Regions from separate parts of the Mus musculus genome. Here region 1 is linked to region 2. A link is a loop called in an ENCODE intact Hi-C map of the cell type or tissue named here. Cell type or tissue: gastrocnemius. All regions are shown on one strand. Links, peaks and the distances in the headings refer to the core of each region. The heading gives the core; the rest is flanking DNA.

Region 1 (8,327 bases), core at 77-8,076, 50 kb after region 2:
TACAGCCCAGGCTGGTCTGGAACTCACAGTGATTCTCCTGCCTCTGCCTCTCAAGTGTTGAGATGACCACCTTGAGCCACATGTCTGGCTATGGCTCTCTGGGCTTTGTGCACGTGTGTACATCAGGAGCACGAAGGGTGATTCTTCAGTGTCAGTGACAGTGTCAGTCAGCAGTGCTGTCAGCAGGAGACTCACCCCAGCCTGATGCCACTAACACCACAGGAAGGGGCAGAGGCTACATCGGGAAGGTGGGTGGGGATGGCTGCCGAGGTTCCGGGGTCCATCCCAGTGCATATAAACCAGCTGTGAGTACACTGCTCACTGGGAGGCAGGCCGGTAAACCAATGTCATCATCATCTACATGGTAAGTTTGGGGTTTGCCTGAGCTACATGAGCTAGCCTAAGCTAACATGAACTACATGAGACCCTGTCTCAGGAACTCTGATAGTGGCAGAGACAAAACTCCTCTGTGATCAGTTACAGCTTCATTCGTAAACCCCAAATAGGAACAGCCAGTGTTTGTGGTGATGGATGGGGAAGTGGTACAGTCCCTCACCCACTGGAGTGAATGGGAGCAAGGCTGTGACACCCCATGGCACGGAGGGACCTTGGAAGACACGATGGAACTGGCTGAAGATGGGATGTTCTACATCAGCTAGCTGAACAATCTGAAGTACACCAAGGGCACTAACGTCACAGTCTGCAATGTGAATTTCACTTTTGAATTATACTTTAAAAAATACACCAGTAAATCAGGTGGTCCCAGGTATGTGGAAGGCTGAGGCAAGAGAGTAGCAGCGAGTTTGAGGAAGTGAGGGCCTTTCTGGTAGATTGTCTACAAGATTGTCTCGGGCAAGAGCTCACAGCCTGGGCAAAGGCCCTGGGTCAGGACAAGCCTGTGCTGAGCACCCCAGGGCTCCTGTGGCTGCACAGGGGAGGAGGGAGGCAGGCAGGGAGGAAGGCAGCAGGGACTGGGCTTTGACCCGGACAAAGGTGGTCTAGGAGGATGCTGACGCCTATGGTGCCCTCTGGTGGCCGCTGTGGAAAGGCCAGCTATGGCAGAGCTGCTAGCCTGATGGAGAGGATCACCCAGTTCCTGGTTCAAATCTCAGCTTTCTCTTTTTGTTCTCCCAACTCCATGTTATTGGAATATCAACTCAAATCGAGAGGCCGGCCTCAGCGCCTCCATTTCCTGCCTCCAAGAGCTTCAAGGCCAAGCGTTCCTTTCCAGGCCCAGCCACAGCTTGCACTTGCAGAGAGATGGGGAGAATGAGGGGTGCAGATTTTGTTTTGCTTTTTTTTTTTTTGGCAGGTCTCACTATGTATCCCTGGCTATTCTGGACTTGCTATTGTAGACCAGGGTGGCCTTGAACCCACGGAGCTCTGCCTGCTTCTGCGTCCTGAGCAGGTATAGGCATTACTCACTTCCTCCATTTCTCACACTCACTGCAATCCTCCTACCACAGCAGCAGCAGCAGCCACCTCGACATCCACCCTCCAAGGACTGTTTCTCCTTTTATTCTCCCAGCTTCCTTTGAGACCCGACCCAACCTGGCTTCCTTCAGGACAAGGACAGTAAACCCACACACAGCATGTCCCCAGCTTCCAGCTTTGGGCCAGGTAACTGGAGGTGGCCAGTCAGTGACCCATCTAGCTCCTTCATGGGTTGCCTCCTTAGACAGGCTGCCCTAACATCAATTTTTAAAAAAGATTTATTTATTATTACATGTAAGTACACTGTAGCTGTCTTCAGATACACCAGAAGAGGATGTCAGACTTCATCACGAATGGTTGTGAGCCACCATGTGGTCGCTGGGATTCGAACTCAGGACTTTCGGAAGAGCAGTCAGTGCTCTTAACCACTGAGCCATCTCACCAGCCCATGAACTCACATACTTGCTTCAAAAACTTTAACTCAAATGTTTCTTCTTCTAAGTAGCTGTCTTCAGTGTTACTCTGTGAGATATTTAATCTACCTCCCCATGAATTCATCTAGGCCCAATCTTTCCTTCCACTCCAGCCCAGAATCACCAGGCTTCCAGTAAGAACAAGACCTGCCTCAAGTCTCTCATACAGCTTGCCCTGTAGCTCCTACCGTACTGCTTGGAATAAATTCAAGGCCTAGAATCCCCCAGTGAGGGGCTGGGGTATGGTGGGGAGAGGATTGGCTCAACCCCCAGTGAACTGGGAGAGCTCCTGGCATGAAATGGGTGGAAGCCTGGGTTTAGTTAGCTCAACACCCTGCAGAACCCAAGATATACCACTAGGGACAACCTAGCCCAGTGTCTACATCACCCTGAAGGACCCCCTGGACTCGCCTTCTAGGCCATGCTGCGTCAGTCTGAAGCACCCTGAGGGAGCCCGTGCTCACCAAGCCTGGAAATGACATCAGCACCCGCCAGGCCTTCCACAGGTGGGGTTTGGGGGAGGGGTGACAGTCAAATCTGGGAAGCTGCTGCCCCCGTGTGGCCCGTACTAGAAACTTCGCCTTCTGTGACTATCCGGCATTTTATCAATTTTGATGTTAAAAAATTGGGTGCGGCCCTGGCCACCGGCTCCGGATCCTGGAACTGGGATTTCACCTGAGTCCCAGGGGAGGCGTCACTACAGGACCAGCTCAGTCCCTGTGTGGGTCCTGGGTGCTGAGCATAAAGGTCTCTAGGGATGGCCATCTGTAGCTCCATCCAGGTCTGGCCCTGTTTTAGGAATTAATGTATGTGGAGAATTGGCTGGTTGTGGGTTCTTTGCAAATTAAAAATTCAAGTTTCTGAGTCTTTAACTTGGGCCTAACACCCATTTCATAGAAAAAGATACAAAGGGACGGAGCTGTGTGCTTTCAAGATTAACTCAAAAAGAGAAGTGATGCGGTGTGGATAGACGCACAAGAAGGATTATGGGAAGCGGGTGACATGGCCATCACAGGTGAGCAATCCCCCTCAGAAGCCACTGGCTCCCAAAACACTTGGGCAACAATAACATGGCTCACTGGAGTTCTCAAGATCCCAGAGCCATGAGCTGGGGAAATGTGTGCTGGGCAAACCTGAGGACCATAGTTCGAATCCCTGCCTTCCCAGCACACACCCTTAAGTCTAATGGCACACAGTATGACCATCAAACATTCCCAGCAGGACGTGAGCAGGCCAGTGCCAGCACTTGGAGATACCAGTTCACCTTGTGATTGGCTCTCCTAGGCCAGGATCCAGGTTGAATGTCACTTTTCCCAGGAAGCTGTATGTCTTTAGAGCGCTGTGTTGACCTCTCTGAGCCCCTCAGACCGCCTTTTGGCAGCCAAAGCTGCTTACTGAGAAAATTCTCAACTTTAAGTTATAGACCTCATCATGCTGAGCCTACTGTTGCAAAGGAAGTACAGTCCGAATTCCCTCGGGATGGCTGACACTAGATGTGTAAGCTTAATGGGGGGTCTGGGGAAGCCCCCTCTGTCCTCACTGGCAGTCAGCTCAAGATGTTCCTTCCCTGACTAAATGCCTGTGTTTTGAATGCAGAGTATGATGGCACAGGCCTTTAATCCCAGCACTCAGGAGGCAGGGGCGGGGGCGGGGGCAGGGGCATCTCTGTAAATTCAAGGCCAGCCTGGTCTACAGATTGAGCTCCAGGAGCCAGGGCTTCACAGAAAAACCCTGTCTCAAAAAACAAATCAAAGCCGGACAGTGGTGGCGCACGCCTTTAATCCCAGCACTTGGGAGGCAGAGGCAGGTGGGTTTCTGAGTTCGAGGCCAGCCTGGTCTACAGAGTGAGTTCTACGACAGCCAGAGAAACCCTGTCTCCCCCCACCCACCCACCCCCCCAAAAAAAAAAAATCCAAACCAAACCAACCACAAAAAATGATGCACTGTGGTCTCTAAGATATTTTGGGTTTTGTTTGTTTAAGGTTTTAAATTCTTTTATGTTGAAGATTTATTTATTTTTATTTTATTTGTGTTTGCCTGCATGTTTGTACATGCTGTGCATGCAGTACCCACAGTGGCCAGAAGAGGGTGTCATGTCCTCAGGAGCTGTCGTTACAGACAATTGTGAACCCCATGTGAGTGCTACGAACTGAGCCCCATCCTCTGTGGGAGTATCCGGTGCTGTAGCCACTGAGCAGTCCCCTCCAGCTCCCTCTCTTTTTTTCTGGGCCTAGAGTATAGCAGTGAAGCCGAGCCAGCCAGGGTTCCCCAGGGCTCCCCAGGGCTTCCCTTGCGGTCCCTCCTGCCACCTGAAACAGCATCTGGGCCACAAGCCCAGCTATTTGTCACTCTGAACCTGGGTCCTTGTGGGCCCGTGATAAGCCCTCTACCCACTCAGCAAACTTTCCATCCACAAAGTTTTTGGGTTTTGAAACAGGTCTTGTGTTGTTCAGGCTGGCTCCAAGCTCAGTTAAGGAGCAAAGGATGCCCCTGAGTTCCTGATTCTTCTGCCTCTGCCTCCTTGATTCTCTGCCTCCCATAGGCCCAAACAGAGGCCTAGAGATGGGCATCGCCTCCCTCTAGGTGTTGGCTGCTGAGCACCTCAGAGACCAACGAAAACCATCTGGGAGCCCAGGCCTTTCTGTTCCCCAAATAACCCCAAGTGTCTCAAGAGACACACTCAACCTCAGAAATACAACGACAGCCCCCCTGGGAGGCTGGGCAAGACCTTAAAAGCCCTTAAGCACCCCAGGTGACTCCCTGATCTGAGGTGCCAGCTCCCCCGAGTGGGTCAGGTATCCCTGAGCAGAGAGAAATCTCAAAAACATAAGACATTGTCCCTGAGGACATGGGGGGGATGGGATCTAGGCAGGAAGGGATTCCAGTCCCCTCAGCCAGGCCACAGGCTCCTGTCAGCCTCTGCTGCCCCACATACCCAGGAGGATACCAGACTCCACCCCCCAGTGCTGCATAAACCAGGTGTGGAGGCAAGGGCCTCAGATGTTCAAAGTCAGCCTCAGCTACAAAAGGAGTTGGGGGCCAGCCTGGGCTACACGAACCCTGTCTCAAAAAGAAAAACAAAAAACAAAAAAACAAAATAAAACCAAGCATTTTGAGCGTTGGTCCTTGGCTGAGGTTTTGGAGATGAAAGGAATGAAGGCAGGATGGGCAAATTTAATACCTTCCTGGACATGGTATTTACATTACAACAGGTGGGGAGGGCAGAGGTCACAGCCACCACTGCCTGGGAGCTGGGTCAAGGCTGAGTGGTGGAGGACTGGAAACTCCAAGGTGAGCCAAAGATGGGATGGTATGTGGTCAGTTGGTTTTTGTTGTTGTTGTTTAAAGTACTGGGGACCCCAGGGATCTATGCTCACTCAGAGAAAACCACCCCCATCCCCCCCCACCCCCCCCACCCCCACAGCCTTGAAGTCTCAGCTGAAGGACTCACTCGGTTCTCCCAGACTTGCTTTACATTCACTAAGTAGCTGAGAAGGACTCCACCATGCTCAAAAAGGAGGAAAATGAGGGCTGGAGAGATGGCTCAGCGGTTAAGAGCACTGCTTTTCCGAAGGTCCTGAGTTCAATTCCCAGCAACCACATGGTGGCTCACAACCATCTTTAATGGGATCCGACGCCCTCTTCTGGTGTGTTGGAAGACAGGTACAGTGTATTCATATACATAAAATAAATAAATCTTAAAAAAAAGGAAGAAAATGTATATAAAGTCCTAAAAATACTGACTATAAGCACATCCAGTCTTGACTCTGCCTGGATTCCACAAAACAAAACAAAACAAAACAAACAAACAAACAAACAAACAAACAAAAACCCAAACCACCCACAGCCTTTGTGCAAAGGCCCTGAGGCAGGGTCGTTGGAGGAGCAGAGGAGCAGCTCTCTGGGGCACAGGGAGAGCAGTGTCAGGGAGAGGAAGGCATGGGTAGGGGTGGGATGGGAAGACAGGTGAGCGCCTCCTCAGGTTGAAGGCTGCACACCCTCACACAGAAGGTAAATGCTCACAGAGGGGGCAAATGGGAAAGACTCCATTTTGGAAGTGATCCCTTGGGGCAGCCTCTGCCTTGGGGAACTCAGCCCATGTGAAGACCCACAGTCAGGCCAGGGTGGCCGGCCTGAAGCTCTAGACCTGATGGACAGACGAGCCCCACTCCTACCTCACCCTCTTCACAGAGGGAGGCCTTGCTGCCCAGCGGCTGCCTGCCCGTTTGCCCTGACCTGTCACTCACACTGGGTCCTCTATCCATCATTCACCATGGAGGCCTGTGCTCTCCCATGTGGCTTGTTGGTCATTTGTATCCCAGCCAGAAGAGACGTGAGTATCCCACTATTGGATACTTGAGACAGGTCATCACAGTGAGTGGCCCCGAGGACCCAAAGCTGAGGACTGAGTATGTGGGTGTCAGGGGAGGCAGGACTCCCACAGTCCAGGCCGCAAACTGTTCTATTTTGAGTGGCAGGTTGACAGCCCCCATTCTGGGATTTTTAGGTGAGGTTCTTTTGGGAGGGTCTCATGTAGCCCAGGCTAGCCTGAGACAAACTGTTTTGAGTGATGGCTCTGACCTCCTGACCTACTTGCTTCCACAGACAGTTTTCTGTGGTGCATGCTGGGTGCACTCTGCCCAGTGAACCCAGGTTTTAGCTGGGGGTGACAGTGATGTCACAGGACTTGATGCCTGGGGACATGTATCACTCTTCACATGGAGTGAGTGGAAGCCAGGCATAGTGGCCAGCACTGGCAAAGCCCAGGACACCCACAGAATTCAAAGGACAAGGCTGACAGAGAACCCCCCTCTCTCTAGCACCTCACAGGGTGCCCAGCTCCTTCTGGGTAATAGCTCAACTCCTAATTCCCAGAATGCAGTTCACTCCAGCCAATGTCCTGGAGTCACCTGCCATCATGCCCAACCCTGCAAATGGGCCCAGTACAATGAAACGGAGACTACATCTGCCCCTTTGCCAACTGCTGTGTGATTTTGGCCATGTCAACTCCCCTCTCTGAGCCTCTAGTTCTTCATTCTCTTAGGGACACTGGTAGCTCCTTCCCATTCAGGTGTTTAAGCCAGAGCCTGGTGCAGACAGAGGGAACTGGAGAGATGGTCCAGTGGTTACAGCACCATCTGTGACTCTAGCTCCAGGGAACCCAACGCCCCCTCTGGCCATTGTGGGAAGTGCATGCATGTGGTGCACATAGACGTGCATGCAGGGATGCATGAAATAAATAAAAAACAGAAACAAAAACAAGAATGTCCTGACAGAGTCAGGTTGCATGGCCCAAGCCTGTTATCCTAGCTTTTGCAGGGGCTGAGGCAGAAGAATCCCACGTTCAAAGACAGCCTGGGCAGCTTAGTGAGACCCAGCCTGAAAACGGAGAGTACATAGTAAGAGGTTGGAGCAGACCATCCCAGACCTCCTAACCTGTCATGCATGAGGGAGAGTCCTGGGACATCACAGCCAATAAGTTAGTTTATATGTCAGCTCACGCATTAAACACATCTTGACAATAATTCTCTCCTTCCCTGTATGCTATAAAAAATTACTTGTCTTGGGGAAGAGGGCTGTGATTGGGATATAAAATGAATAAATGAATTAATGAATAAATAAATAATTAAATAAAGGGAAAGGAAAAATTGCTTGTTTGTTGTTTATTCATCCACCCACCCACTCACCCACCCATCTATACATTCATCCAACCATCCATCCATCCATCCATCCATCCATCCATCCATCCATCCATCGGCTTTTTGGGGTCTCACTGTGTAGTACTGGCTGTCCTAGAGAGGTCTCCGTAGACCAGGTTGGCCTTGAACTCACTACCTCTTCCTCTTGAGTGATGAGACTTAAAAGACATGTGCCACCACTGCTCAGATGATAAACAAACAAACAAACAAATGCCTGTCTCAAAAACAGCAGCCATGGTGATTCCTGGGCCCGCAGTGGCCTGCCCTGCTCTCCAGTGTCCGGCCTGTGTCTGGGCCTCCCTCAGTGGTGTCCCATCCTCTTAAGCTGCTGAGTCTGGCCGGGCAGTGGTGGCGCACGCCTTTACTCCCAGCACTCAGAAGGCAGAAGCAGGCAGATTTCTGAGTTCGAGGCCAGCCTGGTCTACAGAGTGAGTTCCAGGACATCCAAAGCTACACAGAGAAACCCTGTCTCAAAAAAACAAAAAGAAAAAAAAAAAAAAAAAAAAAAGAAAGAAAAAAGCTGCTGAGTCTGGTACTCAGCACTAGACTAACTAAGTAACTAAGTAACTACTTAGTAGTTACTACAAGATAAACTGTGCCATCCTGGAGGCTGGAAAGTCAAGGCAGGGATGTGACCACATAGGACCAGCTGCTGCTGTGACACCTGACACCTCTGGCCCTGTTGGAATCAGGGACTGCCAGAAAGCCACAGAAAGGTCGA
Region 2 (8,327 bases), core at 132-8,131:
CCGGTGGCAGGACTCTGGGGTCACCAGCGTGGACCAGGTACTGATGTTCATGGCCTCCCCCGGGGACAGACTGAGAGAGGCCTCCGCAGGGTGGAGTCACTGCCTGGCCTGGGTTTCCTGTTGTTTGAAATTTCCTGTTATGCTCAAGGTGCCCCAGAGTGGGTGGGGGTGAGGCCAGGGCAGGGAGGGGCATCCTGAGCAACTGTGGGTGTGACTCTGGGGGCTCTGAGCTAGAGAGCATGATCTCTCATGGCACCCCACCCAGGACCAAATTTCCCTCTTTGGATGGGAGGCAAGCACTAGATGGGGAGTCACTACTGGACAATGGGCATAGCCTGGCATCCAAGATCCCTCTGCCCACCCCCTTGTGCCCAACTGTTCCAACTGTATGCTTATATATACAGCAGGTGCCTAATAAGTATTTGTCAACTGTACACAGAAAGCGTGCCATAGGCAGAGGCAGGCGGATTTCTGAGTTCGAGGCCAGCCTGGTCTATAAAGTGAGTTCCAGGACAGCCAGGGCTACACAGAGAAACCCTGTCTCGAAAAACCAAAAAAAAAAAAAAAAAGGAAAAGACAGAATGTCATAAATGTTTGTCACTTGTATACACCAGCCAAGCCTTAATCAATGTCATCCAAACACATCAAGTACCACCCATGCATAACAGGTGCTTAATATCTTTTTAGAATTTTTGTTACATTTATTGATTGACTGTGTGTGTCCTTTCATGTGCTGGGGTCAGAGGGCAACTCACAGGAGTCCATTCTCCCCTTCTACCATGTGGGTCCTTAGAGCTTTGCCTCAGGCACCTTTACCCCTGAACTGTTCACTGGTGCTTAATCAGTGTTTGCTGTGTGTACACAGAAGGTGCTTAAAAAATGTGTCACATTGGGTGTAGCAGCACATGCCATTAGTATCAGTTCTTGGAAGGCAGAGGCAGGAGGACCTCTGTAAGTTCCAGGCCAGCCTGGGCTACATAATAGAGACACCCTGTCTAAAAAAAAAATACAAATACCTAATAATAATAATAATAATAATAATAATAATAATAATAAATATGTGCCACCAATACATAGTAGGTGCTTAAAATCACCTATTAAAGAAAAAGTCATCTGCACACACCAGGCGCTTAATAAGATTTTGTTGCCTGTACTAGGGATGCTTCATAGTGCTTGTCAACACACAGCAAACAGCAGGTGTCTAATCAATGTGCAAGGACACCTGTAGCTCCCCTGGCAGTGCCAACTCAGCCTCAGCCTACACAATTGTTCTGTGCTTTGACCCCAGCCTCAACCCCTTCCCTGCACTGAGCCCCAATCCCCAGTCTCAGCTCCTTCCCTGCACTGAGCCCCAATCCCAGCCTCAGCCCCTTCCTGCACTGAGCCCCAACCCTACCTGAGCACAGCTCTTGCTCTGTGCCATGACCCTGAAGAGACTTGATGTCAGACAGTGCACAAACTCTGGCCAGGGCCCCTCTGCACTGACTCCCCAAACCTCTACCCTATACTGAGCCTTTATCCCAGAATGAACCCTGAGCCTGAATAACATAGTCACAGACACAACATAGTGCTGACTAAAGGCCAACTCCAGCCAAGCCCATGACTGGGCCTCATGCACTGAGTTCAAGTGAGTACTGGGGTTCAGCATGAAGGAGGACTGAGCACAGCACCCCAGAATGAGTGCAGACAGAACGGTCACCTGCAGCCTGCTATGGAAGCTGATGTGGTATGAAGCAGGCACCATAACAGAACAGAAGATTACGAACACTTGACCTCCACAGCAGGCACTTAGTCAGTCTTCAAGAACAGCTCTCGCCAGGCGTGGTGGCGCACGCCTTTAATCCCAGCACTTGGGAGGCAAGGGCAGGCAGATTTCTGAGTTCGAGGCCAGCCTGGTCTACAGAGTAAGTTCCAGGACAGCCAGAGCTATACAGAGAAACCCTGTCTCAAAAAAACAAAAACAAAATAAAACAAACCAAAACCAAACCCCCAAAAAAGAACAGCTCTTTGCTCTTTGAGTATGTAACCAAGCTGGGCAAGTACCATCTCCCTGCCCGAAATGCACCCTGAAGACAGCACCAGGGCCCTTGTACAAGACAATACTCTGGGATGCTTCAGGTAGATGCAAAAATGTTGGCAGGCACAAAACAACAGTAGAGTCCAGCTTAGAATTCCTAAGACTCTGGCTGCCATCCCCAGCACCCAGACCAAGCCATTCTGTGTCTCAGAGTGAAGTACTATGCAGCAGTGTAAGGAGATATGTCTAAGGAAGCTGGAGGGAGTTCAGTTAGTAAAGTGCAGCTTACTCTGCATCTGGATTCTCCTGAGAACAGCCAGATCTCTAACTCCAGTGCTTGGAAGGCATGGGCGGGTTGTGGGGTGACTGGGTGACAGGGACACAAAACACAAGCGCAGATGACTCAGCTCTATACCCTAGTCTGTGATGTTTTCTTCAGTCGCTCCCTGGGTCTCTCACCGAACCTGGGGCTTGTTGATGAGCAGGGCAGTTGCCAACTCCTGCATTTTACCCTCCGAGCCACTCCAACCCCCTACTCCATTCTGTGCCTAGATTTGACATTGTCTCTGTGAGTCAATACCCTGGCCCTGGCCCCTGCCAGGCTCACAGTGAGAACACTGAGCTGTAATTTAGGACATGAAACTTGCAATCCTCCTGCCTCAGCGCCTGAGAGCTGAGATATTTCTCTCTTCCTCAGTTCCCTGATTGTTTGTTTTTAAATTACATTTATTTATCTGTGTGGGTAGGTGTGTCACCACCATGCACGCCTGAGGAGATAGAGAACTTCTCCTAGGACTCCGCTCCCTCTCTCTGTCCACTGAACAGGTCCTGAAGTCCAGTTGTCAGGCTTGGTGGCAAGGCACTCTCACCAGCCATCTTGCCGACCTCGGTTTCCCCTTTGGTAAGATGAAATGGTCCCCACAGGAAGATGTGAACAGGGCCCCTGGGAAGTCACAAGGTCCCGGACAGTTCTATCCGGTTTTGTTTGTTTTTGAAAACATGGTCCTGGAACTCACAGAAATCCTCCTGCCTCTGCCTCCGGAGCGCTGGGGTTAAAGACCCGGCTCATGTCCTTTCTCCAACAACTAGAAGAAGGGCGAGGGAATAAATTACAGGGGAGCTGGGCTTGGGGGCCCAGTAGGAAGCAGGGACTCTCTCCCTGTGGGCTGGCTTCCCCACTTGGCAGCTCCTGGACCTGCAGTTCCACGCGCGGCCACCAGGGGGAGGTATGTCCTCGCCACGACCGCGTCGCGCTTGGGGTTCCCTGTCCCGCGTCACAGCAGGTTGATCTCGTCCAGGTACCGGGCCAGCACCGAGTCCCGCACGTCCTTGAACACGCTGCGGACGCTTTGCGTGTCCGTGGCACAGGTGAAGTGTGCGAAGAAGCGGCGCGCGCGGGAGCCTTTCCTGCCACCGTCCTGGGGCTCTGCGCAGCTCGCGTACACGCGCGCATACATGTCCAAGATGAAGCTCTTGGCGGCCTCTGCGTCTCGCCGGGGTCCTGCAGAGAGGGAGAGGGGTTGAGTGGGCTCCCTTTTATAGCCCAGGCTGGCCGCAAACTCCCTACATAGCCCGGGATTACCCTGGTTTCCCTAAATAGCCCAGGCTGCCCTCCAGGTCAGTCTGTAGCCCTGGCTGACTTTGAACTCTTGATCTCCTCAGAGCTGGATGATGGGTGAGCGGCATCAAGCCTGGTTTGTGTAGTGCTGGGGATTCAACTCAGGTCTTTGTGACAGCTCTGGGGATCCTTCACTAGGCGGGGATGGGGGCGCAGAGCCACTCAGGCCATCCTTACTGAAGACAGGCGCCATGTGTGTCAGTCCCTGAAATGGCGCTGTCAGGCTCAGCTTGAGGACTCAAGTGCTAAGATGGGAGAGGCCGCCCGCAGTGGGAACTCTGTGGGCTCGAATCCTGCTTCCAGGACAAAGGCAATGGCTCAGAGGATAAGAGTGCTTGCTGCCAAGCCTGGGAACCTGAGTTCGAATCCCTAGCATTCAAGAAAAACAGGAGTGTGCCTATGCATGTGCCTATAACTTCAGTTCTGGGAGTAGGGGTATGGAAGCAGGGACTCCGGAAGGAGGCAAAAATGGACAGAGTAGGACTCAGGCAGCCTCCATGTGTCCCACGCCTGCTTCAATTCCTCTCTGGCTCAACTGCCAGCCAGTGGCTGCCCCTCTCTGTGCCTCGATTTCTCCATCTCTGCAATGGGCACATCCTGCTCTATGGACGTGCTTTCTTTTTCTTTGAATCTGACCAGAGTGCCATGAGTTTTCCTTTGTGTTACTTTCTCTGTGTGTGGTTGGGTGCATGGATGTGTGTACACTCAGGTGCAGGGCAGAGGGATGCCTTGGCTGTGGTTCTTTTCTGAGTCAGAGCCTCACAGAACTTGGAGCTCACTAATTGGCTAGGCAGTATACCTGGTGATGCTGGAGGGATCCTCCTGGATCAGCCCAACACCATGCCAACTGAACTATTTGTGATGAACCCAGGTCCCTATGCTTGCATGTGCCACACCCTTTACTCACTGAGCCAAGAGCAATGCCTCTTCAGATTCAAGGTTTCAATCTTTTGTTTCCCTATGACGGGGTATCTCTGTGTAGTCCTGGCTTTTCTGGAACTCACACTTTAGACCAGGCTGGTCTTGAACTCACAGATCCTCCTTCATCTGTCTACTGAGTGCTGGGATAAAAGGTGTGTGCCACCACTCCCTGAGTTTAAGTTGTTTCCTGGCAATATTGGGAATAGAGACCAGGGTCTCTCACTTGCTAGGCAAGCACCCTGCTGTTGAGCCACATCCTTAGGTATTTTTAGACTTTTAAAGCAAGTAACTAGGAAAAAATTGTCAGTTTGGGCTTTGTTTCCAGTGACATGGCTAAATGCACCAAGAAGATAGGGCTTGTCAGAAATACGGGACCTGCTATGGTGCCTCCCTCCGGAAAATGGTGAAGAAAATTGAAATCAGCCAGCACTCCAAGTAAACTTGCTCCTTCTGGGATAAGACCAAGATGAAGAGATGAGCTTTTGGCATCTGGCATTGAGGTTCCTGCATGAAAACAGTGGCCAGCGGGTGCCTGGATCTACAACACCACCTCTGCAGTCACAGTGAAGTCTGCCATCAGAAAACCGAAGTAACTGAAAGACCATAGAAGCCCTAACGTCTGAGACTCGCCTAGCCCACAATAAATGGGTTAATTTACATAACAAAAAGGAAAGAAAGAGAGAGAGAGAGAGAGAAAGAGGGAAAGAAAGAAAGAAAGAAAGAAAGAAAGAAAGAAGGAAGGAAGGAAGGAAAGAAAGAAAGAAAGAAAGAAAGAAAGAAAGAAAGAAAGAAAGAAAGAAAGGAAGAAAGGAAGGAAAGGAAAGAAAAAGAAAAAATTGTCAGAGAACACAAAACACGGGAGGAAATGTCAGCGGTAAATAAGGTTTTTGGATCTGTCCATGGTGTTTGAATGAGCGCTGTCCCCACAGGCTGGTGTGTTGATGCTTGGTCCCCAGTTTGTGGACCTGTTTGGAGAGGATGAGGAGGTATGGCCTTCTTGGAGGAGGTGTGGCCTGGTTGTAAATGTGTGGCTCTATTTTAGGAGGTGTGGTCTTGTTGTGGGGGCGTGGTCTTTTGTAGGGGTGTGGCCTAGTTGGAAGAGGTGTGTCACTGGGGATTCCAAGGCCATCAGTTGCCAGGTTTCGTCTCCTTCTCTCTCTGCCTGCTTCTGACAGTCGCTCTGGGTGTGGAGCTCTCCACTACTGCTCAGCGCCGTGCTTGTCCTCTTCCCGCCATGATGGTTACAGACTAACCCTCTGAGTTTCGGAGGTAAACGAACCAGTGATAAAACACTTCCTTTACCCGAGTTGCTGTGGTCATGGAATAGATCAGTGACTGAAGCACTGTGCCAGCCCGATGGTGTAAACAGTCCGTCCAAACCACCCATTTCCTCCGCCCAGCCTCTTGAGGCCACAGCCTGGTTCTCGAGATGTCTCAGCTAAGACAGGGCTGGGACAGCATAGCAGGGCTTTTAGAAGCTCTCAGCTGCAATAAAGCCAGTGTCAAATTCCCATAGCAGAGGTCACCAGAGTTGAATGTGAGTGACATTTGACCTGGCATCAAGCATGGATTGTTGAAGGGGCTGAGACAAAAGTCTCCCCCAGAATCTTATCTGCCCAGCATTGTAGATCATTGCCTGATTCCCAGTGGGTGTTTCATGCTCACCAGTTTTGGATCTCAGGTCTCCTAAGTTGGCAGGAAACTCAGTTCTGTTGGTTTAGGGCCCTGGGCACTGTCCTCTGCCCCAGCAGCCACAAGATGTGAGAGAGCTTGGCTCCAAGATGGCCGGTGCTGCCTCCTCCTGCCCTCCACAGTTAGGTAGAGCAGCTTCCCCCAGTGCTAAACCTGCCTCGGTCAACCGACTGTGATGGATGTGACCCAAACTTCCCTGAGACTTGATCATGAGAGGCAGTCTCCACCTAGGCGAAAGTCTGGCCACCCTGAGTCACCACTGTGACAGAGCTGGAATGGACATCGAATGCCAGAATGGGGGAAGACAGCAAGCCTCGGTCAGTGCATGCAGCACAGGGCAGCTGGGAGATGGCACCCAGTGCCTCTGGTCCCAGCCACCAACCAGTCTTAACCTCACTCAGCAAATCCCCAATCCCTGACCTGGGCATCTGTGACCCCAGTGCACAGGAGGAAGATCTGAGTTCTAGGCCAGCCCTGTCTACAGAATTACAGAATTGAAGGCTAGTCAGAGCTATGCAGTGAGACCCTACCTCAAAAAGGAGAGAGAGAGAGAGAGAGAGAGAGAGAGAGAGAGAGAGAGAGAGAACCAAAACCTGACCATGAGACCTTGAGCCAGGCAAACCAGCCGGTTCAAGCCGGGATGGTGTCCTCAGCAACAGAGAGAGGATCCTTCTAACACTGTGTGTTCCCAGGGCTCCAAATGCTACGTCCCTTCCAAGATGGATCTGAGGGAGGGCAAACGCAGTCCCCACCTAGCTGCTTCAGCCTGCCTTGCTTTGTGGAAGGTGAGTTTTCAATACTATTTATGTGTGTCATACATTTCTGCACCAATATGCAGCTGAGTGTGGGTAGTCATGGTGCACGCCTTTAATCCCAACATCTGGGGGCAGAGGCAGGCAGATCTCTGAATTTGAGGCCAGCCTGGTCTACAGACTGAAGTCCAGTACAGCCAGGGCTACAGAGAAACCCTGACTCAGAAAACAAAAAAGCAAAAAACAAAAACAAAACCCAAAAAGGTTACACAAAAAAGAAAGGTTACACAAATGAGATAAAATACAGACGTTATGGGGCTGGAGAGATGGCTCAGCAGTTAAGAGCACTGACTGCTCTTCCAGAGGTCCTGAGTTCAATTCCCAGCAACCACATGGTGGCTCACAACCATCTGTAATGGGATTCAAAGCACTCTTGTAGTGTGTCTGAAGACAGCAACAGTGTACTCATATAAATAAAAATAAAAACATCTTTTTTAAAAAATAGAGACGTTGCTGAAAAAGGATTGATTGATGGAGCTATGACATCTATAGTATAGGATAAGTGAGGGAGGATTGGCCCCTGGACGGAGAAGCTGGATTTAAATCTCCCAGTGAAGGGCTGGGGGTGTGGTCGGGGGTGGAGCCCCACTTAAGATCTTCCAGTGCGGTGGGGGGAGGGCTGGGGGCGTGGTCAGGGTGGCACCCCACCTAGAATCCCCCAGTGAGGGGACTGGGGGCATGGTCAGGGAGAAGCCCCACCTAGAATCCCCCCAGTGCTGGGCTGGCAAGGTGGTGTGGGTGGAGCCCTGCCTAGAATCCCCCACTGATGGGGCTGGGGGCGTGGTCAAGGTGGAACCACTGCCCATCATGTTCAAGGTCATGCAGTTCCACCCCTGTCTCAAACACAGAAACAGATTTTATTTTTTGTTTTGTGTTTTTTGTTTTTGTTTTTGTTTTTTCAAGACAGGGTTTCTCTGTGTAGCCCTGGCTGTCCTGGAACTCACTCTGTAGACCAGGCTGGCCTCGAACTTAGAAATTCGCCTGCCTCTGCCTTCCAAGTGCTGGAATTAAAGGCGTGTGCCACCACCGCCCAGCCAGAAACAGATTTTTATAGAATCTTTTCTCATTCAATGGCATGTGCTAAGAGCATCGTCTTAATTTCCATTCCAGAGAGGGAGAAACTGAAGCCCATGAGGTCAGGTCTATCAGAAGGAACAGAAGAGTTCCATTCTCTTTGAAGCTTTTGCTGACTCATCTTAAGGGCTGAGCCTTGGAGAAGGTTCTCCCCGGGGAGCTACTTTTGGGAGGTGAAAGATATAGAATGTTG

Evidence for each region. A loop is a pair of places that touch in the nucleus more often than their neighbours do. Peaks named below come from ENCODE experiments on the same cell type or tissue, not always from the same donor. Only the 100,000 strongest peaks of a DNase experiment are listed, where the experiment ranks them.
Region 1: a loop joins it to region 2, with 4 times the contacts of the local background. A loop is called at or near these places in 17 of 42 quality-filtered maps.

What each region holds. Positions count from the first base shown.
Region 1 is chr10:81,549,403-81,557,729 of GRCm38, forward strand. No RefSeq gene overlaps it. Among named protein-coding and RNA genes, the nearest start is that of Tle5, 5.9 kb to the right of the region's middle. In gastrocnemius, for the core only: CTCF peaks have their summits at 1,051 (motif pointing left), 3,984 (motif pointing right) and 7,066; DNase peaks (open chromatin) are centred at 1,022 and 2,416; H3K4me3 peaks cover 777 bases; H3K27ac peaks cover 1,418 bases.
Region 2 is chr10:81,499,588-81,507,914 of GRCm38, forward strand. It overlaps S1pr4 (sphingosine-1-phosphate receptor 4), which reads right to left and starts at 550. Exons shown (of 1, transcript NM_010102.2): 1 at 1-550. The coding sequence starts at 51. Gna15 (guanine nucleotide binding protein, alpha 15) reads right to left here. Exons shown (of 7, transcript NM_010304.3): 7 at 2,726-3,518. The coding sequence ends at 3,292. In gastrocnemius, for the core only: no CTCF peak of the experiment used is centred there; a DNase peak (open chromatin) is centred at 3,245; H3K4me3 peaks cover 852 bases; H3K27ac peaks cover 1,441 bases.